3 separate regions of the Homo sapiens genome follow, and regions 2 and 3 are each linked to region 1. Evidence: chromatin loops called from intact Hi-C (ENCODE). Cell type or tissue: heart left ventricle. All regions are shown on one strand. Each heading gives the region's core, and the rest is flanking DNA. Links, peaks and the distances in the headings are about the cores only.

What was found. Peaks named below come from ENCODE experiments on the same cell type or tissue, not always from the same donor. Only the 100,000 strongest peaks of a DNase experiment are listed, where the experiment ranks them.
Region 2: a loop joins it to region 1, with 2.2 times the contacts of the local background. A loop is called at or near these places in 7 of 110 quality-filtered maps.
Region 3: it touches region 1 in a loop (6-fold over the local background); 83 of 110 quality-filtered maps call a loop at or near these places.

The regions. Positions count from the first base shown.
Region 1 is chr1:26,874,672-26,882,240 of GRCh38, forward strand. GPN2 (GPN-loop GTPase 2) reads right to left here. Exons shown (of 5, transcript NM_018066.4): 5 at 1,461-5,078. The coding sequence ends at 5,006. GPN2-AS1 (GPN2 antisense RNA 1) reads left to right here and starts at 1,463. Exons shown (of 2, transcript NR_199049.1): 1 at 1,463-1,639; 2 at 3,447-3,574. RefSeq lists an enhancer at 203-702. In heart left ventricle, for the core only: CTCF peaks have their summits at 3,488 (motif pointing left) and 3,688; no DNase peak of the experiment used is centred there.
Region 2 is chr1:26,496,500-26,504,068 of GRCh38, forward strand. No RefSeq gene overlaps it. Among named protein-coding and RNA genes, the nearest start is that of HMGN2, 28 kb to the left of the region's middle. RefSeq lists silencers at 3,785-3,964, 4,175-4,664 and enhancers at 4,845-4,914, 4,874-5,531, 4,945-5,004. In heart left ventricle, for the core only: CTCF peaks have their summits at 3,853 (motif pointing right) and 4,068; DNase peaks (open chromatin) are centred at 3,882, 4,542 and 5,503; H3K4me3 peaks cover 1,849 bases; H3K27ac peaks cover 1,418 bases.
Region 3 is chr1:26,599,243-26,606,811 of GRCh38, forward strand. LOC124904769 (U7 small nuclear RNA) reads right to left here and starts at 3,190; the gene lies at 3,127-3,190. In heart left ventricle, for the core only: a CTCF peak has its summit at 3,295 (motif pointing right); no DNase peak of the experiment used is centred there.

The sequences.
Region 1 (7,569 bases), core at 1,580-6,579:
TTTTTTCCACCTCAATTGGCCCCTAAATCCCCACCCCATCTTGTCACAGCCCCTGTCTTGGCCCATCTAGACACCTGGGCTTCTGGGGCTGCCTGGAGTTAGCTCCCTGGCTGGAAAAGGTCACACTGGGCTTGAAATGAGGGACACAGGTTTCCACATCTTTAGCAGGCCTGATGCCATGGAGGTATGTGCTGCAACTCCTTCTAAACGGGACAAGAAAAGAGAGTGAATGGCCCAGATCAGGCTGGGTAAGTAAAGACTCAAAAGCCAGAGACAAGAGAAGAGAGAGAGGAGGGGACTAGTGTTTTGCTAGAGAATTTCCCTCCAGGATTCCGGGATAATTGGGCCTCTTCACTGCTTTCAAAATTGGCGAGGGCCTTAATAGTGCTTGGGTGGGTCTGAAGCCACTCCCCTCCCCCCTCAGGATTCTTGAGAAAGGGACAGAGAATTCCTCAAATCGGCCTTCCCTTTCTCTTTCCCACAGATCCTAATGGGACCATACTTCCTATATTCTCAGCCACCAGCGGGTGAGCATTTTGCTAATCCAGGCAGACTGGATGTGCTTCAGCTCTGTGGGCTTTAGGGCCTCACCCTCATGCCTAAGCCTCTTTGTCAGGCTGGAAACCTTTCCAATTACCTGTGGTCCCTGCTAAGTTCTTCCAATTCTACACTGTCTTCTAATTGTTGAGGTTCCCAGTTCAGAGCCAAGAAATGCATATAACCTAATGTCAGTGGTTAGTAGGGATGACCAGGAAGGTCCCTTCTAAGACACTCAGAGAGGGCTTCCTCCCTCCCGAAGTTGTAGAGAATTGTCAAGGGAGGTCTGGAGATGAGAAGAGCAATTTCAGACACTATCAGTGAGATGTAAAGTGGCACATTTTTTGGAAAGCATTTTGGCAACATGAATCCAGAACCTGGAATATGTCAGTTATTTCATTTCCAGGACTACCTCCCAAGTTAAAAATCAGAGACTCAGACAATGATTTGGGTACGAGGATATTAATCACACTATTTACAAAAGTAAAAGTTGGTGATGACTTGTAGGCTAGTAGTAGGCTAACCACGGGAGTATGGATAGGTAAACAATGTTATAGCCAAACCATGGACTATTACCAAAGTGACATTAAAAAGGTTATTTACTTGATTGTTTGAGACAGGGTCTCACTCTGTTGCCCAAGCTAGAGTGCAGTGACACAATCATAGTTCACTGCAGCCTCCACCTCCTGGCTCAAGTGATCCTCCCACTTCAGCCTCCCAGAGTCCTAGAATTACAGGAATTGTATCTATTTTTTATTACATGGAATGGTGTTAACTGAAAAAGGCAGGATACAACACAATTATAAAATATCCCACTTATATAAATGCAATATCCACCCCAGGTATAAAAATAAGGCTGAAAGAATACATAAAATATCTCCAGGTATTTACAGAGATGAGAAAAAAAGAGAATACACAAAATATACATTTGAATATAGAATTTATTTTTCTCTTAAACAGATGACCCCATAGAAAGTTTCCGTTATGGGATTCTGGGTGACTCATTTTCGTTTTTTTTTTTTTTGAGATGTACTTTCCATCTTGTTACCCAGGCTGGAGTGCAATGGCGCGATCTCCGCTCACTGAAACTTCCGCCTCCCAGGTTCAAGCGATTCTCCTGCCTCAGTCTCCTAAGTAGCTGGAATTACAGGCGCATGCCACCATGCCCTGCTCATTTTTTTGTATTTTTAGCAGAGACAGGTTTTCACCATGTTGGTCAGGCTTGTCTTACACTCCTGACCTCAGGTGATCAGCCCGCCTTGGCCTCCCAAAGTGCTGGGATTACAGGCGTGAGCCACCGTGCTCGGCCTTCTCTTTCATTTTCTAAGTTTTTTACTTTCCTATATTTATTAGGAAATTTAAAAATAATCTTAAGGATGACTGCCACATGCCAGCCATAATGGAGGATGGTCTTTCTTCTACCCTAGACATTTCACACTGAACAGGCCTCACTTGGATCTCGGACATCTTCCTTTCTGCACTGTGCAGATCCCCTCAGTATATGCAGAGAACAGAAAATCATTTTGCTGCCAGTGGAAGGTAGACAGAAGCTACGTTTATTGGGGAAGAAAATACCCTTGCTGTCAAACCATGGCCTGAAAATAAAGGCCTTGGATTACTCCCACCCATCTCCACTCCATGGGTGCAGAGAATGCTGAGGGTGCTTGCATACGAGACCATAAAGTTGTAAAGGATGCCTTCCAGCCCCCATTTGGTTTGTTATGGTGAGAGCTGGGGCCTCTGTGAGTGGCAAGCATCAAAACCCACGACCACAGCCGTTGGTACTGCTTTCAAAAGCATAGCACCCACCCTAATGCCCTGATAAAGGATTTGTCCAGTAGCCTGGGCGTCAGGATTCCTGGGCTCTAGGCCCCACAGGTGATTCACAGCTAGCCCCAGGCTGTGCCTCCTGGCCTCAGTTTTCCTGGCTTGCTCTATTGGTACTTCCTACCTACTCTGTGGGGTGTTAATAGGGGTGAGGTGCTTTGAACTTCTCAGATGAAAGAGGCTGGGAAGCAGCACCCAGTTATTATCCCCTTTACAGCCAGGCGTGGGAGCTGAGGTTGCTTTCATACTGTTCCAGCCACAGTAGCCTCCTCATAGCCCCTCATTCATCTGCCTTTGGCTCTGGCTGCCACAACCAGAAAGCAAAGCAGTCAGTCCTATTTCAATGCTGTTTCAGAACAGATGTCCCTAAATTAATTTGCCAACTGCCCAAACCACTGGTGAACTATCTATGATTCAGTAATACTTTACAGGTGCCTAATTTCTTTCTCCTGATTGGCTGCAAAACCTGTGGGACAAGGGCTGTGACTTCTCACCAATAAATATACCAAAGGAGGGATACTCGCAATTTAGTCAGCAAAATGGGTTATGAGAAAGCCAGGCTGACCAAAGTTCAAACTTCTCATCTTTCTGCTTCCTCACTGTAACACGGGCAATGGCTTATTAATTCTCCCCATCCTGTCTATCTCTAATGAGGATTGTGTGTGTGGAAGCACTCTAAAATACCAAGCACTTCATATGTGTTAATAAGTCCAAATGTGGCCGGGTGCAGTGGCTCACGCCTGTAATCCCAGCACTTTGGGAGGCCAAGGCGGGTAAATCATGAGGTCAGTAGTTCAAGACCAGCCTGAACAACATGGTGAAACCCCGTCTTTACTAAAAATACAAAAATTAGCCGGGCATGTGGTAGGCGCCTGTAATCCCAGCTACTCGGGAGGCTGAGGCAGAGAATTGCTTGAACCTGGGAGGCGGAGGTTGCAGTGAGCCGAGATTGTGCCACTGGACTCCAGCCTGGGCGACAGAGAGAGACTTTGTCTCCAAAAAAAGAAAGTCCAAATACATGCAAATAAAACTTGGCATAACAGTCTTGCCCAAGCCATCAGTCCTGCCCCTTCTGCCACCAGGTTACAACTGCAAAAAATTAGGTTGGGGTGCCACCTACTGGTTGAAAAATATATGAACTGCATCCAGCCAGTTGCAAGAGCAAAGAAAAAACTTCCAAGCCCTCTTGATTTTTGCCACACTCTCATAGGAACTGCCATATTATATAATTAATATTTTTCTTTACACAACTTACTATTTTTTTTTGAGACAGAGTCTTGCTCTGTCGCCCAGGTTGGAATGTAGGCACAATCTTGGCTCACTGCAACCTCCGCCTCCTGGGTTCAAGCAATTCTTCTGCCTCAGCCTCCCCAATAGCTGGGATTATAGGCGTGCAACACCATGCCCAGCTAATTTTTATGTTTTTAGTAGAGAGGGGTTTCACCATGTTGGCCAGGCTGGTCTCGAACTCCTGACCTCAGGTGATCCGCCCGCCTCAGCCTCCCAAAGTGCTGGGCTTACAGGCATGAGTGAACACGCCCAGCCTTGTATTTCATTTTTGAAGTACACCTTTTTTTTGAGACAAAGTCTCGCTCTGTCACCAGGCTGGAGTGCAGTGGTGCAATCTCAGCTCACTGTAACCTCTGACTCCTGGGTTCAAATGATTCTCCTGCCTCAGCCTCCCAAGTAGCTGGAACTACAGGTACGCGCCACCTATGCCCAGCTAATTAAAAAAATTTTTTGGTAGAGATGGGGTTTCACCATGTTGGCCAGGATGGTCTCGATCTCTTGACCTTGGGATCCGCCTGCCTCGGCCTCCCAAAGTGCTGGGATTACAGGCGTGAGCCACCGCACCCAGCCTTGAAGTAAACTTTTAACCACTACTGTAAATGGAAAACTAGTTAACACTTGTCAACAATAGAATAAAACCATAAAACAAATACAGTGAATATAAAACATTAACAAAGTTCTAGTTAGGAAGTGTTGCCTGTGAAAGCTGAAGCTTGAGGCTCTGTTAAAACTGAAAATTGTGGGACATGGTGGCTCACACCTGTAGTCCCAGTTACTCAGGCGTCTGAGGCGGGAAGATCACATGAGCCCAGGAGTTTGAGTCCAGCCTGGGCCATATAGCAAGACCCCATCTTTTAAAAAACAAACCTCAGAACCAAAAACTGAAGATTAATAAAAACACATGACTGGAGACTGAATGTAAATCCTATGTGACTGAATGTGAATTATATGCTTTGGGGAAATACTGATTATTCCAAGGCTAGGTGACACTCCCTCATTCTTCCCCAAACCCCTGGGCCCGGAAGACTGAAGAAAAGTTTGGAAGTCACAAAAAGTAGAAAATAAACTCTTGTATTGTAGCACATTTCATCACAGCCTGACTAGGACCAGTGCTCGACTTTCTGGTGGCAGGGCCCAGAGCTCACGGACACCACTGACAGTATGGGGGGTGTTCTGCTTGGCACCATGTCTGGCTTTTTGGCCAGAAGTCCTTTGCAGAGCTGAATATCCCCTTGCCAGCCCGCCAGCTCTGGCTGGGAGGACTTGCTCTTGGGTCTGCAGCCTGCATCAGGAGCCTCCACTTTCCCCAGTGCTGGATTATGCATCCTGCTCTCCAGGGTCCACCTTGTTGCTACAGCTGCATGGCTTCCTGCTCCACTGACTGGTTCGAGGGTGCCAGGTACTTCTCCTGGATGCCCAGTGTGCTGAGGAAGGGTGCGTCAAGGCTGATAGCATAGGCAGAGGATGGGGAGCTGGTCTGGGCAGGATCTGACTTCCGCTGATGCCTACACTCCAACCATGTCCATCCCTCTCTTCCTCATAATTATAGGGACCAATCAGGTATGAGAAGCCTCCAAAAACACCCAGACTCAAATGCTCCTCTATCTGCCTCTTCCACACACTGCTGCGGATCAAAGGACTGGACAGTACTAACCTTGCAATTTTGCGTTATGGCACATGCTCTGGAGCCAGACTAAGGGAGTTCAAAACCTGATGATGTCTGGGTCTGGGGTCTGACGAGGACATGGAGGTTAGCCATGGCTAGGTTGGCTATGTTAGGACACCATGGCTGTTGTACTACCAGATGGCTCCAAAGTAAGAAACAGATTCTACACCCACCAAAACCAAGGTTTGAACTGTTCTTCCAAAACATCCCGGGAGAGGGACCTTGGGCCTGTCGCCTCAATTATAAAAGGGGTTGAAATGAGGATTAAATGACCCTGCAAGTAAAGCACTTAGCCCACCAAATGATGTTCGAGTTACAGACCTTTCTTTTTCTTTTTTTTGAGACAGAGTCTCACTCTGTCACCAAGCTGGAGTGCAGTGGCGCGATCTCGGCTCACCGCAACCTCCAACTCCCTGGTTCAAGCAATTCTCCTGCCTCAGCCTCCAGAGTAGCTGGGACTACAGGTACATGCCAGCACACCCAGCTAATTTTTCTATTTTTAGTAGAGACAGGGTTTCACCATGTTGACAGAAATGGTCTCGATCTCCTGACCTCGTGATCCGCCCGCCTTGGCCTCCCAAAGTGCTGGGATTACAGGCGTAAGCCACCACGCCTGGCCAAAAATAAATTTTTATACTTTAAAAAAAAAAAAGAGAGAGAGATGGGGTCTCACTATGTTACCCAGTCTGGTCTCAAACTCCTGGCCTTGAGCAATCCTCCCACCTTTAACTCCCAAAGTGTTGGAATTACAGGCATGAAGCCATTACACTTGGCCCATGCCATCTTATTTGCAACCCTTGAAACCTGTCTCAACTTTGAACCCCTATGCCTTTGCATGTTCTCTTAACTTGAATTCCCTTTTCTTCTTCATTAGACTGGCTAACCCTCACCTTGAAATGACACAACTCACGTGTCATGCCTCCATAAAGCTTTCCTTACCCACCTACCCTTCAGCAAAGCTGACCACTCCCTTATTTGTATCAGTCCCTACTCTCTTACAGAGAGCTGCTGAATCTTAAGGGGGTTAGGGTCAGGGCAGAATCTAAAATCAGCACAAATGTATATGGTTAAAAATACTCTTTAAAATTCCTCAAATTATTTGTTAAATGCAGCATACATGGTTTTGTGAATAGAATCCTTTATATATACGAATACATAAAGTAACGTACAGATGCTCCTTGACTTATGATGGGGTTACATCCTGATAAACCCATCCTAAATCAAAAATATCTTAAGTCGAAAATGCATTTAATACACATAACCTACCACACATCATAGCTTAGTTTCGCCTACCTTAAATATTCTTAGAACACTTACGTTAGCTGCATTTGGGCAAAATTATCTAACACAAAGCCTATTTTACAATAAAGTATTGAATATCTCATGTAATTTATTGAATACTGTACTGAAAGTGAAAGAATGATTGATAGGTACCCAAAGTATGATTTCTACTGAATGCATATAGCTTTCACACCATCATAAAGTTGAGCCATCATAAGTTGGGAACCATCTGTACGGTGTACAAAATACTACATTATTTAAATTGCTTCTCCCAGCCTAGGCTGTATGGTGAAACCCCATCTCTACAAAAATTAGCTGGCCACAGTGGCACACGCCCATAGTCCTAGCTATTCAGGAGGCTGAAGTGGGAGGATCACTTGAGCCCAGGGAGGTCAAGGCTGCAGTGAGCTGAGATCACGCCACTGCACTCCAGCCTGGGCAACAGAGTGAGACTCTGCCTCACAAAATAAACAAACATAAACTGCCCTTCCCAGCTGGGGACGATGGCTCATGCCTGTGATCCCAGCACTTTGGGAGGCTGAGGTGGGAGGGTAACGAGCCCAGGAGTTCAAGGTCGCAGTGAGCTATGATTGCATCACTGCACTCCAGCCTGGGCAAAGGAGCAAGACCCTGCCTCTAAGAAATAAATATAAAAGTTGCAGGCCGGGCATGGTGGCTCACGCCTATAATCCCAGCACTTTGGGAGGCCAAGGCAGGTGGATCACCTGAGTTCAGGAGTTCGAAACCAGCCTGGCCAACATGGTAAAACGCTGTCTCTACTAAAAATACAAAAAATTAGCTGAGCGTGGTGGCGGGCGCCTATTATCCCACTTACTCGGGAGGCTGAGGCAGGAGAATTGCTTGAACGTGGGAGATGGAGGTTGCAGTGAGCTGAGATTGCACCATTGCACTCCAACTGGGGCAACAAGATTGACGGTCCGTCTCAAAAAAAAAAAAAAAAAAGGGCC
Region 2 (7,569 bases), core at 851-5,850, 380 kb before region 1:
CTAAATAAATAAAAGGACTCAGAATGTATAAGCTTTTTTTTTTTTTTTTTTGAGACAAGGCCTCACTCTTTTGCCCAGGCTGGAATACAGTGGCGCAAACACGCCTCAATGCAGCCTTGATCTCCTGGGCTCAAGCAATCCTCCTGCCTCAACTTCCACCACACCCAGATAATTTTGGACTGAATGACTGATGGTAGAAAGTGGGGCTTGTTACGTTGCCCAGGCTGGTCTTGAACTCCTGGCCTAGATTCTCTCACTTTGGCCTCCCAAAATTCTGAGCCACCACACCATGCCTGCATAAGTTTTAGACCCTAAACAATCTGGATCTTTCCCTGCCCAGAGTGATACCTGCTCACCAGGTATAAAGGGCAAACACTCCAGACTGGAGCAGAACAGAGGACTCCAAGAAAACTTCTTCAAGAACATGAAAGTGATAGAAGATTGATGTGGTAGTCATGGAGATGAGCCTCCCAACACCCCCCACCCCGCCCGCTGTTCAAGGAAGGGCCTGCTGCCCAGCTGCAGGGAGTTTGGACAGCAGACAGCCTCCAGCTGTCAGCTCCAGGGCTGGCCTCAGATGCAGACAGCCTCCTCGCCCAAGATCACATCCTTCCACATCCTTCCTCATCCTTCCCCAGGGCGGCCCCCATCAGGTGACTGAGCCAGGCAGTGGTATAAAGGCCTGGCCATTCCAGCCAGGCTTGGCACACTCTGATGGGCAAAACTCACTCCAGAGCTCCTTGCCAGGTTGGCCTAGGCTTTGCCAGGCCTGCACTGTAGTTTGACTTCTGCCCAATCCTGCTTCCTCCCACTTCCTTTCATAGGTGTTGATCCCTAACAAACCTCTTCTTCTGTGTACCTTCCAGAGAGACCAACCTGAGGTATCTGATTTGTCTGAATATCTTTTTTTTTTTTTTTTGAGACAGAGTCTTGCTCTGTCTCCCAGGCTGGAGTGCAGTGGCGCAATCTCGGCTCAGTGCAAGCTCCGTCTCCAGGGTTCACGCCATTCTCCTGCCTCAGCCTCCCGAGTAGCTGGGACTACAGGCGCCCACCACCACGCCCAGCTAATTTTTTATATTTTTTAGTAGAGAGGGGGTTTCACCGTGTTAACCAGAATGGTCTCAATCTCCTGACCCTCTGATCCACCTGCCTCGGCCTCCCAGAGTGCTGGGATTACAGGCGTGAGCCACCACGCCCAGCCTGTCTGAACATCTTGAGAGGAGATTTAGATACCTGGTAGGGAGTGGAATACACTAAGCAAGTGGTAAAACAGGACAATTAAGAGCTGCAGGAAAACAAAAAGTTGTAGAGGAAAGGAATCATAGCGCCGTCGAATAATGTAAACAATGAGAATTGAACAAAACAAAATTATGATGGCAGTTTAGAGAGATGGGGATTATCCGTATGGCTGGTGATGGGAAGTGTTAAAACTATCGTCCTCCAGCCTGGGCAACAAAAGTGAGACCCCATCTCTACAAAAAACAGAAAAAAATATTAGCCTGGCATGGTGGTGCGCACCTATTGTCCCAGCTACTCAAGAGGCTGAGCTGAGGATCACTTGAACCAGGAAGGTCGAGGCTGCAGTGAGCCATGGATGGCACCACTGCACTCCAGCCTGGGTGACAGAGTGAGACCCTGTCTCACAAAAACCCAAAAAATAAAACTATTTTCCATGGTAGAAAAACAAGAGATAGTGCCTATAACTGAAATATCAAGAAAGAGCAAAACAAGCACATTTATTTCGAGATATGGAGATAAATATAAAATATAGTCAGTTAAAGGAGTTGAAAATGGGTGCCTCTGCTTCAGTGGAATGGGCGATGTCTTTTTGTTTTCTTAGTAGAGATGGAGGTCTCACTATGTTGCCCAGGCTGGTCTTGAACTCCTGGGCTCAAGCAATCCTCCCACCTTGGCCTCCCAAAGTGCTGGGATTATAGGTGTGATAATCATGCCCAGCCTGCTGTTTTTATAAAAACTTATCTGTTTAAACTTTGTGCATATATAACTTTGATTAGGAAAAGAAAAGAGTATAAGCTTCCCAATGACAGAGATTGCAAGAGTCTGGTTACTATAAAATCCCCAGCATTCTACATGTAGTAGGTGCTCAAGAAGTATTTGTTGTTCACGTCATTGAATAAAAGTCACCCCCCAGCTTGGAACTCTGAATGGCTTCTGACAGCACAGTATTAAGATCACAGTCTAAGCCTGGGCAACACAGGGAAACCCTGGCTCTACAAAAAATACAAAAATTAGCCAGGCATAGTGGCACACACCTGTAGTCCCAGCTGCTAGGGAGGCTGAGGTGGAAGGATTGCTTGAGCCTAGGAGGTCGATGCTGCAGTAAGCCATGGATGGCACAACTGCACTCCAGCCTGGGTGACAGAGCAAGACTGTCTCAAAAAAAAAAAAAAAAAATCACAGTCTGTGATGCGCCAGGCACTCAGGATCTGGCCTCTGCAGATTCCTCCGGTTTCTTCTTCAGGCCTCTTTCAGGTGGTCACATGCACAAGGTTTCCTCCTGTCTCAGGAACTGTTTACACGCTGTTCCTTCTCCCTAGAAAGCGCTTCACCACCATCACCTGGTTCTCGCACATAAATTGGTGAGATTTCAGCTCAAATGTCACTTCCTCCAGGAAGTCCTCCCTGTTTCTTGGTTCTCCTATCTCATTCCCTCATTCACCAGCCCAGTGGAGCCATGGTGGACCTATCTCAAGATCCCAAAGGGCCTTGCGGGCCATGTTAAGACATTTGCTCTTTGTCTGGAAGAGAACTGGGAGTCACCGAAGTGTTGCCAGCAGGGAAGGTTAAGATCAGATATGCTGATAGATCTGGGGCTCAGAAAGAATTATGAAAAGCAGCAAGCCTCCTTACTTGATACACAGACAACCTTGCTCAACCAACAGTGGCTTCATCCTACCTCCCCAGGGTACTTCCAGTAATTCCCTATGGTAGTGTTTTCCAGAATGGGACATGACTACAGCTGGGGGCCCTAGGTATTTTTTTTTTTTTTTTTTTGAGACAGTCTTGCTCTGTCGCCCAGACTGGAGTGCAGTGGCATGATATGGACTCACTGCAACCTCTGCCTCCCGGATTCAAGCAATTCTCCTGCCTCAGCCTCCCGAGTAACTGAGACTACAGGTGCGCACCACCACGCCTGGCTAATTGTTGTATTTTTAGTAGAGATGGGGTTTCACCATGTTGGCCAGGCTGGTCTTGAACTCCTGACCTCGTGATCCACCTGCCTTGGCCTCGCCTTGGCAAAACCCCGTCTCTACTAAAAATACAAAAATTAGCCAGGCGTGGTGTCTCGTGCCTGTAGTCCCAGCTACTTGGGAGGCTGAGGCAGGAGAACGGCTTGAACCTTGGAGGCGGAAGTTGCAGCGAGCCGAGATCATACTGCTTAACTCCAGCAAAAAGAAAAAAAAGAAAGCTGGGGCTGCGCGCGGGGGCTTATGCCTGTAACCCCAGCACTTTGGGAGGACAGCCTGGCCAACAGAGCGAGACCCTATCTCTATTTTTTTTTAAAAAAATAACAAAACAAAAAAAGCTGGTTGGTTGTTGGGAGGCCTGGCTGCTTTTGGGAAGGATAATCCTCGTCCACACCAAGGTGATTCAGTGAGCAGGGTGAGGGCAGATGCTGGGTGTCCACGCCCCGGCCCCACAGCAGCCAGAGGAAGATACCAGCCCGCGCACCCGTCGCCATGGCAACCTCAACCCCACTCCTGGACCCTAGCTCGGAAGGGGGCAGGGTATCGAAAGCCGATCGCCAGAGGCTCCTCGGTGCCTCGTGCGAGTCCCCGCCGTCAGCCCCGAGGAGCCTCCTGGCACCAAGCAGGCGCTGCCCCCTTCGGCCACACGGTGGCGGCGCAGAGCCGAGCTCCGCGCCCCACCTGGGAGGCGGCGCCCGCGGGATGGGGCTCCTCGGCCCAGCTCCCCAGCCTCGACAAGGATACGGCCCGACATCCAGGCCAGGAGCGTCGCTGGGGCTTAACCGCCGTTCCCCAAGGCGCCCCTCCACTCCTCCAGCGGGCTCCCGCATCCCCCATTATCCGGCGGACCCCAACCCCTGCTCACGTGACTCGCCCGCCACCCTCGAAGAACTCTCGTGGGGCCGCCCCGCCCTGCCGCAGGTCACGCGCTGCGCACCTGGAGGGCATCTGGCCAGCCGCCAGCTAGAGCCTGCCCCTGCTCAGGCTCGGCTCAACCCGGGCCCGCGCCTGCTCCGAGCCCAGGAAGAGCGTCCTGTCCAGCTCCCAAGTGCGCCGGCCCGTGGGGAAGGAGGCGGGAGTGGGCTCCAGCGGTGCGGCCCTCGCTCCTCCGACCCGGGGCCCTCTCCACCTCGGGGGAAGAAAGAGGCCTCTGCCTCCGCCTCCTTCCCTGAGCGCTGCCACCCTCACTCCGGCCCTCTGACCGCGGGTCCCGGACATTGCGCTTAGGGGTCGCCTTGCAGGGCCAGAGAAGCTGGCAGACCACGCGCGCGCACGTGCCGGGGCGGGGCGTCACCGGGGGCGGGGCCTGGAAGGGCGGGGTCGGCGGGCTCGGGTTCCCGCGGGGCGCGCGCGGGGTGACGGGAGCCGGGACTACGCGGAAGTGGGGGTAGGGGCCGCGGGACGGGGAGGGGCGTCCCCAGTACCCGCGAGTGGCTTCAGGGAGCGCAAGGCCAGCTGAGTCTGGGCGCTGGATGGGCGGCCTTGGCATTAGGTCCAGATTTGGGTCCTAAGTACTGTGCCCAACCGGCCCGAGGGGAAGGGGGAGGAGACAGGAACCGCGCCCATTTTCCGGATCAGGTTCTTGGAACCAGCCCGGAAATCCTGGGACTCAATCTGGGGGCCAGATCTGGAGGCGATGGTTTTTCTAGAGACGGGCTGATGCAGCCCCAGTATGCCGTCGCACTCATTTCCCACATTCCAGGAACGGTCCAGGTCTGCCCTTCAGCGGTTTGGGAACTCCGCGACGACTCCCTCTCTCCACAACTGCAGGGTGGGCCGCGCTCTGAAAACCTGGCAAAGCGATGGGGGTCCCTCAGAGCCCCTCCTTCATATTCAGTTTCAAAAGGATTTGGCATTGGGGAAACCTTGGGACCTCAAGCCACATGGAGAAAGAGCTCCAGGTCACAAGGGCTTGGACCTGAGGGCACCTCGGCTGGCTCCTTTCTCGTGCAGTCTTTGCAAAAGAGGACCAGGTGGTGGCCAGAAGGGCACTTTGAGGGCTGAAGAGCTCAAACTGCACAGGGATAGGACCGAGGTGCAGAGTCCTTGGGGCCCTTTTTTTTTCTGTCATATCTTGTTTTGCCATTCGGCCTGGAAATACCTGGAAATTCTTCCTGCCTGTTTTTCCCTCAGAAAAGTTTTTTTTATGTAAAAGTGGCCAGGCACAACTGTAATCCCAGCACTTTGGGAGGCCGAGGTGGGCGGATTGCTTGAGGCCAGGGGTTCGAGACCAGCCTGGGCAACATAGCAAGACCCCGTCTCTGCCAAAAATACAACAAATTAGCCAGGCGTGGAAACGCGCGCCTGTAATCCTAACTGCTGGGGAGGCTGAGGCAGGAGACTCGCTTGAACCTGGGAGGCAGAGGTTACAGTGAGCCACCAAGATCAAGATCGTGCCACTGCACTCCAGCCTGGGCGACAGAGAAAACAGAAAAGGAAAAAAAAAAAAAAGAAAGGACATCTCTGCCGGGCTCTGTGTGTGGCTCATGCCTGCAATAGCAACATTTTGGGAGCCTGAGGCAGAGGGATTGCTTGAGGCCAGGAGTTTGAGTCCAGTCTGGGCAACACTGAGAGACCCTGTCTCTACAAAATATAAACAAAATTTGCCAGGTGCTGTCATCCGCCTGTAGTCCCAGCTACTCCGGAGGCTGGGGTGGGAGGATCACTTGAGCCCAGGAGGTCGAGGCTGCAGTGAGCAGCCACTCTATCCTGGGTGACAGAGACCCTGTCTCTAAGAAATGAATGAATGAACATCTTGCTGTGAGATGTGCTGTGTAACCCCTTTGCAATGTCCTCCCGAGAACTTTGGTAAAGGCTTTTGCTTTTTTGCAGTGCTTTTTGGAGTTGGATTGGGGGTGTGTGTGTGTGTGCACGCGCGTGCAAGTAGGGAGAAAGGGATTGGTTTTATACATTTTGTTTATTTTTCCTTTTATGAGAATAGAATAGCCTCCCTAGCCTTGCTCATTCTGTGCCCTCTACCCCGAATGCACTGCGTTTCCTCCTCCCTATCCTGTAAGGGCTACCTTTCTCCATCTCATTCTCCTGTTGCCACCAGCTCTTTTCCAGTCCCTCATTATAGTCATATAAGAACAGGTGACTGGCCTTTCTACTAGTGAACTGGTAGGCCATAATGAATGGGAATTTTGCTACCACCAGAATACTTTTTTTTTTTTTTTTTTTTTTTTGAGACAGAGTCTCGCTCTTGTTGCCCAGGCTGGAGTGCCCAGGCGCAATCTTGGCTCACCCCAATCTCCGCCTCCCGGGTTCAAGCGATTCTTCTGCCTCAGCCTCCCGAGTAGCTGGAACTACAGGCATGCACCACCACACCCGGCTAATTTTTGCATTTGTAGTAGAGACAGGGTTTCACCATGTTGGCCAGGCTAGTCTCCAACTCCCGACCTCAGGTGATGCACCCACCTTGGCCTCCCAAAGTGCTGGGATTACAGGCGTGAGCCACCGCACCAGGCCCCAGAATCCTTATGATTACAAGAAACTGCTGGTTTGTTGGTTTTATAAACCTCTTGGTTAGCATGATTCTTGTTTCCCTCTTTGTTTTGGTTGGTAAGAAGCTCAGAACTTTTCTATATCTTTATTATTTTTTGTCCCAATTTTCTTTCTTTCTTTTTTTTTTTGAGATGGAGTCTTGCTCTGTCACCCAGGCTGGAGTGCAGTGGTGCAATCTGGGCTCACTGCAACCTCCACCTCCCAGGTTCAAGCAATTCTCTGGCCTTAGCCTTCTGAGTAGCTGGGGTTACAGGTGCATGCTGCCATGCCCGGCTAAATTTTATATTTTTAGTAGAAACAGGGTTTCACCATTTTGGCCAGGCTGGTCTCGAACTCCTGACCTCAAGTGATCCACCTGCCTTGGCCTCCCAAAGTGTTGGGATTACAGGCGTGAGCCACCATGCCTGGCCCCAATTCTCTTATTTACTTTTTTTTTTTTTTTTAACAGAGGAGGTCTTGCTTTGTTGCCCAGGCTAGACTCAGACTCCTGGACTCAAGCAGTACTCCCAACTCAAGCTCCCAAGTAGCTGAGACTATAGATACACACCTGGCTTGGTATAATAAAAATATTTTTTAAGGCTAAAAGTAAAGAATAAGCTCAATGCAGTGGTGCATGCCAGGAGTCCGATTATATCCTAGGAAACATAGCAAGACACTGTGTCTCAAAAGATAAAAATTTTAAAAAAAACTTTTTATTTTGGAAATTTTCAAGCATACATAAAAGTAGAGAGAATATAATAAATTACCAGGCTGGGCACGGTGGCTCATGCCTGTAATCCCAGGACTTTGGGAGGCCAAGGTGGGCAGATCATGAGGTCAGGAGTTCAAGACCAGCCTGGCCAAAATAGTGAAACCC
Region 3 (7,569 bases), core at 851-5,850, 280 kb before region 1:
GTCTGCTGTTTCCCTTTCTTCATCCATAAAGTGGTCACAGTAAATTAATACCTGCCCTTACTTTCTCGCAGGATCAAAAAAGATAAAATGAAACAGTGCAGAGAAAGCCCTTTGAAAGTTAAAATGCTAGGCTGGACGTGGTGGCTCATGCCTGTAATCCCAGTACTTTGGGAGGCCAAGGAGGGCAAATTGCTTGATCCCAAGGGTTCCAGAAGAGCCTGGGCAACACGGCGAAACCCCATCTCTACCAAAAATACAAAAAGTAGCTGGGTGTGGTGGTGGGTGCCTGTAGTTCTAGCTACTCAGGAGGCTGAGGTGGGAGAATTATCTGAGACCGTGAGGTCAAGGCTGTAGTGAGCTATGATTGTGCCACTGCACTCCAGCCTGGGTGACAGAGTGAGACTCTGTCTCAAAAATAAGTAAATTAATTAAATTTAAACAAACAAACAACAAAAAAGTTAAAATGCTAGATAAATTCTACAGGATTTATTCCACAGACATTTACTAAACATCTACTATAAACCAGGCACAGTTCTAGGTGCTGAGATACATAATCTAGTAGGAAACTCATAACCTATTAAGGAGCTTTTTATTCTAGTGAGGGAGACAGAAAAGGAAATAGAAAATTATATGACCTTGGGATAAGTGATGTCATTAAAGTATGTTGGGGAAGGGGAGCCAGTGGCACAAAAGAGGATATGACCAGTTCTATCAGGGGGCAGAAAACCAAGAGAGATTTCCAGAAGAGCTGACATCCAGCTACCTAAAAGATGGGCATGGTTTGTCAGGTATATATGGCCAGAAAGGGTGTTTCTGGCAAGGAAAACAGCACAAGCAAAATCAAAGAGGTATAAAATAACCTGATAAATCAGGGAACTTAAATTCAACCCAAAGGCCTTGAATGTCAGGACTAGGATCTTGAACTTAATCCTACAAGAAAGTGAGAGCCGGCCAGGTGCAGTGGCTCATGGCTGTAATCCCAGCACTTTAATTCGAGACCAGCCTGGCCAACATGGTGAAACCCCATCTCTACTAAAAATACAAAAATTAGCTGGGCATGGTGGCAGGCACCTGTAATCTCAGCTACTCAGGAGGCTGAGGCAGGAGAATCACTTGAACCGGGGAGGCAGAGGATTGCGCCATTGCACATTGCACTCCAGCCTGGGTGACAAGAGCGAGACTCAAAAAAAAAAAAGAAAGAAAGAAAGTGAGAGCCATTGAAGGATTCTGAGCTGGGGAATGGCTTGACCAATTTTGCATTGGAAAATGATTACTCTGACTGGCAGTGGTGTGAACAATGCCCTGGAGAAAGGAAGACCAGATAGGAGACAATTAGAGTGGTAGACAATGAAAAGCCCAGGGGACGCACTCATATGACTTAGATTACTGAGTGGAGAATATGCCTTTTAATAGGATTATAAATCTTATTATTATTTTGCCAAGAGTGAGGGAAAATTAAAGTTTCATATTTTCCCTATTAATCCCAAGGAAGAAACCAGGGATATGGATAAGATTAGGGAGAAACAGCCGGGCACAGTGGCTAACGCCTGTAATCCCAGCACTGTGGGAGACAGAAGTGGGTGGATTACCTGAGGTTAGGAGTTCGAGGCCAGCCTAGCCAACATGTCAAAACCCCGTCTCTACTAAAAATACAAAAAAATCAGCCGGGCGTGGTGGCACGTGCCTGTAATCCCAGCTACTCAGGAGACTGAGACAGGAGAATCACTTGAACCTGGGGGGCAGAGGTTGCAGTGACCCGAGATCGTGCCACTGCACTGCAGCCTGGACTCTGTCTCAAACAAAACAAAACAAACAAACAAACAAAAAAGATTGGGGAAAACCTGTAGACAAAATAAAATATTAATAATAAATCAGGGCTGGGAGCAGTGGCTCACGCCTATAATCCTAGCACTTTGGGAGGCCAAGGCAGGCGGATCACCTGAGGTCAGGAGTTCAAGACCAGCCTGGCCAACATGGTGAAAACTCATCTCTACTAAAAATACAAAAATTAGCCGGGTATGGTGGTGCGTGCCTGTAATCCCAGCTACTCGGGAGGCTGAGGCAGGAGAATCGCTTGAACCCGGGAGGCAGAGGTTGCAGTGAGTCAAGATTGCATCATTGCACTCCAGCCTGGGCAACAGAGCAAGTCTCAAAAAAATAATAATAATAATTTAAAAATTAAAAAAAATCAGCCCAGGCACAGTGGTTCATACCTGTAATCCCAGCACTTTGGGAGACCGAGGCAGAAGGATCACTTGAGCCCCGGAGATCGAGACCAGCCTGGGCAACATAGGGAGACACTATCTCTACAAAAAATACAAAAATTAGCTGAGCATAGTGGTGTAGTCCCAGCTATTTGGGAGGCTGAGGTGGGAGGATCACTTGAGTCTGGGAGGTCAAGGCTGCAGTGAACCATGATCACACCACTGCACTCCAGCTTGGACAACAGAGTGGACTCTGTCTCAACAAAATTTTTTAAATAAAAACAAAAATTAGCTGGTTGGGGTGGCGCACATCTGTGGTCCCAGCTACTTGGGAGGTTGAGGTGGGAGGATCAATTGAGCCCAGGAGTTAGAGGCTGCAGTGAGCCATAATCATGCCACTGTACTCCAACTTGGGCAACAGAGCAAACCCTGTCTCAAAAAAATTAAATAAATAGAAAGTGAGGCCGGGCTTGGTGGCTCATGCCTATAATCCCAGCACTTTGGGAGGCCGAGGCGGGTGGATCACCCGAGGTCATGAGTTCAAGACCAGCCTGGCCAACATAGTGAAATCCCGTCTCTACTAAAACAATAGCTATTATTAATAAATAATAATAATACGAAAATGAGTCTGGCATGGTGGCACATGCCTGTAATCCCAGCTACTCTGGAGGCTGAGGCAGGAGAATCGCTGGAACCCAGGAGGTGGGGGTTGCAGTGAGCCAAGATCACGCCACTGCACTCCAGCCGGGGCAACAGAGCGACACTCCATCTCAAAAAAAAAAAAAAAAAAAGAAAAGAAAGAAAGAAAGAAAGTGAGATCCTTTAAAAAAATTTTTAAAGGAAGATTTTTGTTTTTCCCGTGGGAAGTTTTTCCAGAGAAGAGAACCATCTTCAGTGTTACAGCTCTTTTAGAACTTGTCTAAGAGACAAATTTCAGTGAACACTGGAAAACCTGATAGATAAATTCTAAAAGAGGTGTAACACTGAAAATTTTAACTATACCAATAACCGTAATCAACTGATGGACATCTGGGAGCAAAGCTTTCCAACATTTTGCCTCTTCTTTCTGGTTCTCTGCTGTTGTTTCTCTTTTGAACAGCAGATGGCAGGATAATCCCACAACAGGTGGTCATGATTTAATTTAATTGCAATGAGAAGAAAATTGCTTCTTTTCCCACATGTATTTCTTTCCCGAGATAAACAGTACATAGGGAATCTGCCTCTTTATTGGAAGTAAGATATGTAAGAAGGTAGCTTTTTATCAAGGAACAGCAAGGTAACTAACATAAATTCTGAGCCTTAGATTATTACACTGTGCAAAACCAAGTTTCTGAGAAAGGAGCAAATGGAGGTTGAAAGCCAACTGTTAAAATTCCACATATTCTAGGTTTCCTCAGTTAATAATCATAAAAAGTTTATAGCCAGAAAGTCACAGAGGCCCTTCTGTTGCAATTGTTAGGGTTTAGAGTCAGTGGGAACACCCTTCTCACCCAGGGGATTTTAAAAGCCAATCCCACCTCCTCCCCACAGTCCTCTCCTCTAACGCTCATTTCCCATCGCCTCACAAAATTGCCAGGGTAATTGACTCTTAGATGAGATGAGTTTGACTTTCTACCCTGATTTTGTAACAGAAGTTCTTTTGGTGAGGTTCTTTGTTTGAAAATGCACAATAAAAATGGCTTTAGAATGACTTCAGAGGACTCTTTCTTTTTCTGGTGCCAATAACAGATTCCAAAGCAGCTATTATTCGAGGTGGGTGATAGCATCCCTTGAGTCTGTTTAAGTATCGGTTTTCAAAGTGCCTAGGAACCTGAAATGTCCTGTATGGTATATTTGCAGGTGCATAATTGGCCAAGTGCTCCAGGGGTTATAAAGATTGCCTTCCTGTAGTTGGAATAGACAGATTTAGCCTCTTACTGAAACTGAAGGCTGCAATGTCGATAACAAATCTGATTCTAACTCTCCTGTGTCACTTCAGCCCAAAGGTGCCTTTGTCTCCCAGGAGAAAGAGGTTAGAGGTAAGTGAATGGCCCTTAACCAGAGCCATGTAGAAAACATTGCTAAGGAAGACTTCTGTCCTGAGAGTGGAGGTTTAGGGCTGTTGTGTGTGAAGTAAATTTGCTTTGTTCACAGCCAATCTGACTGAATGCAAGTATTGCTGAGGTGACTGGAGCTGAGCAGCAGCAAACTGCTTTAAAAGCAGCTTTCAGTGGGAAACTTTAAGCATACAATGACTTTATTTTTGTTAAACATAATTCTCCAACCTTGCTTTTTTATTGCACTAACCAAAATAAATCTGGATAAACTTAAAAGGCTGCCTTGATGTCAGTAGGAAAATGGATATTGTCTCTCCCAAAAGTGTTTGAATGGTAGTACATAATCCAGCTACATCCAGATAAGAATACACCTCCGCCTGTAGAAAGCTTTCCTGGAACGGAATATCACCAAGAGTATTCACTTTGGGGCTTGATGGTTCCAGCCCGTCTTACTAAAACTTCTAAAGAAATAGTTTGCCTGCTCTTTCACTCCTCCATTTGTAGTTAATACTTATGTGTACTTAGTGGTGTTCTGAACTCGTTTTATTTCTCAAGGCCTCTGGCATTTGATGATACCTGTGTAGCAGGAGCTTTCATCATACCAAACACAGGGTGGTGTTTAGTGGAGAAGGGGCCAGGAGAGGAAAAAAGCCTAGGCTTTTTCCTAAGTTACTTAACTTGGGAAACCAATGGGCTCCTTTTAAGATTAAATGTGTCTTTAAAATACCAGGATCTTCAGTTATGAAGATATGGGCAAAACTGCTTCCCCCAGACAAACCTGAGGTGGGGGATGTAGGTGTCACATTCAAATCAAAAAGGTGCCTCTCGACAGGAAAGATTTAATCAGCTCTCCTTCCCAGGATCGGCTGCCAGGTTTGAACATTTACTTGTCTGAGTTCCAGGCAGGAGACACTGCTAATTATGGGAGCAATTCCCATGGCTACAGAAAAGAACTGTCTGAGCTGGGGAGTCAAAGCTCTGATCAAGAGGGGACTGAGAGGAAAAAAGCCCCCAGCATTCTCAGAGGAAATTCTGGAGTTGACAAGATACATGCCTTCTCTGCAGGAATGCCCCCTATGTCTGGCATTTGAAGATCTAGAAACATCCTTCCCTTCACCTTCCTAACTTACGTGTTAAGAATCCCTTTGTTTGACAAATAGAATTTTCAAAGCAGTTTCTTTCGTTCAAACACTACGTGATTAAGTTTGTTTTGGAAAAAAACACAGAATGAGGACTTTACTAAGAGTGATTCTCACAAATGATGGTACCTGAAAAGAGGCAAACTTGGCCATCAGGGCAGCCAAAATGGCACAAGCATTTGGAACTTGTTGCCTTATCCTTGGCAAAAACACCACTGGATCCTTTCCGCTCTACGTAAAGTAAGCTGTGGCAAAGTTTACTTTTCTTGTGGCACAAAATCTAGACTCACAGTGAGCTTCTTCACCATTAGCTTCAATTTATATTCTGCCTCTCTTCTTTGTCCATTATTCAGGGCACCTGCTCTCTGTCCCTCCCCCACTCCTCCAGCTGTCTGTCTGTCTCATTTGTGTCAATTAGGAATTCAATACTGCTTGATTTAACTGAATGACTTTCCCTGTACAGAATCTCAACTACAGACAGGGCATCAACCATCACTCCCATTCCCCAGAATAAAAAATTCTGAAAAGCCAAAGGCATGCAAGGATACCTAAGAAAGGAGCAAGAGGTCCTTGCTAGCTATGGCAGTGAGCCTGAGAAAGATGGCAAGACCGCATTTCCTGACACCCAGTTATGTATTTGGTGGCCTACCAAGAGTCAGCATTGCATCCAAGATCATTTGAGTCTACTCTATTTAGTAAAGGTTTTCAAAGAGGATCATAAGACTTAGAAATCAAGAACCAACTGGAAGAAATAAACTTTTTATATCATTTCCTAGTTTACAACATGCTTTCCCATCCTCAGAAGAATGACTTTGTCTTTCTGTTAATTCAGTCATTGAAAACATCGGTCCTATTCTTTAGTCAACTGCCTCTATTCACCTACTATGTGCCAGGCAGTGTTATCAGAGCTGAAAACAGTGTTCTAAGAACAGAAAATAAAATAAAGTTCTTATTCTCATGCAACTTACATTCTAATGGGAAGGATCAAAATAATAAGTAAGTAGACCTATAGTGTATTAAATGATAATGAGGGTATTGAGAATCATAAAGCAGTGTTAAGGGAGATAGAAATTATGGTTTGAGCAGAGTCTTTTTTTTTTTTTTTTTTTTGAGATGGAGTCTCACTCTCTTGCCAGGCTGGAGGGCAATGGTGTGATCTCAGCTCAATGCAACCTCCGACTCCCTGGTTCAAGCAATTCTCCTGCCTCAGCCTCCTGAGTAGCTGGGATTACAGGCACGCGCCACCATGCCCAGCTAATTTTTTGTATTTTTAGTACAGATGGGGTTTCACCATGTTGTCCAGGATGGTCTCGATCTCCTGACCTTGTGATCTGCCCGCCTCGGCCTCCCAAAGTGTTGGGATTACAGGTGTGAGCCACCGCGCCCGGCTGGACAGAGTTTTTTTAGTTTACAAAGGGTAGACAGAAAGAACTCACTGATGAGGTGATTTGAGCTGAGACATAAAAGAAGAGGGAGAACAAGCCATATAAATATGAGGGGGAGGAGCTTGCCAGGCAGAGGGCACAGCAAATGCACAGGTCCTGACACAGGAGTTTCCTTGTTGAAGGAGACCAATTGTAGCTAAATAGAATAAGCCAAGGGAAAGATGTAAGAGAGGTCAGGAAAGTGGGAGTGGAGGGGACAGACTTGTAAGGCCTTGTAAATCATTGTGGGGTCTTTGTTTATTTTGTTTTGTTTTGTTTTAGACAGACTCTCGCTCTTTTGCCCAGGCTGGCTGAAGTGCAGTGGCACAGTCTTGGCTCATTGCAACCTCCGCCTCCCAGGTTCAAGCGATTCTCCTGCCTCAGCCTCCCAAGTAGCTGGGATTACAGGTGTGCACCACCACACTCAGCTAACTTTTATATTTTTAGTAGAGACAGGGTTTCACCATGTTGGCCAGGCTGGTCTTGAACTCCTGGGCTCAAGTGATCTGCCCGCCTTTGCCTCCCAAAGTGCTGGGATTACAGGTGTGAGCCACTGTGCTCGACCTCTCTGTTTTTTATTCTGAGTGAGATGAGAAGCCACTGGAGGGTTTTTAGTAGGGGAAAGACTTATGTTTTATGATATGACATAAAATTATTTAATTTTTTTACAACGGGGTCACCCAGGCTGGAGTGTAGTGGCGCAGTCATAGCTCACTGCAGCCTTGAACTCCTGGGCTCAAGTGATCCTCCTGCCTCAGTCTCCTAA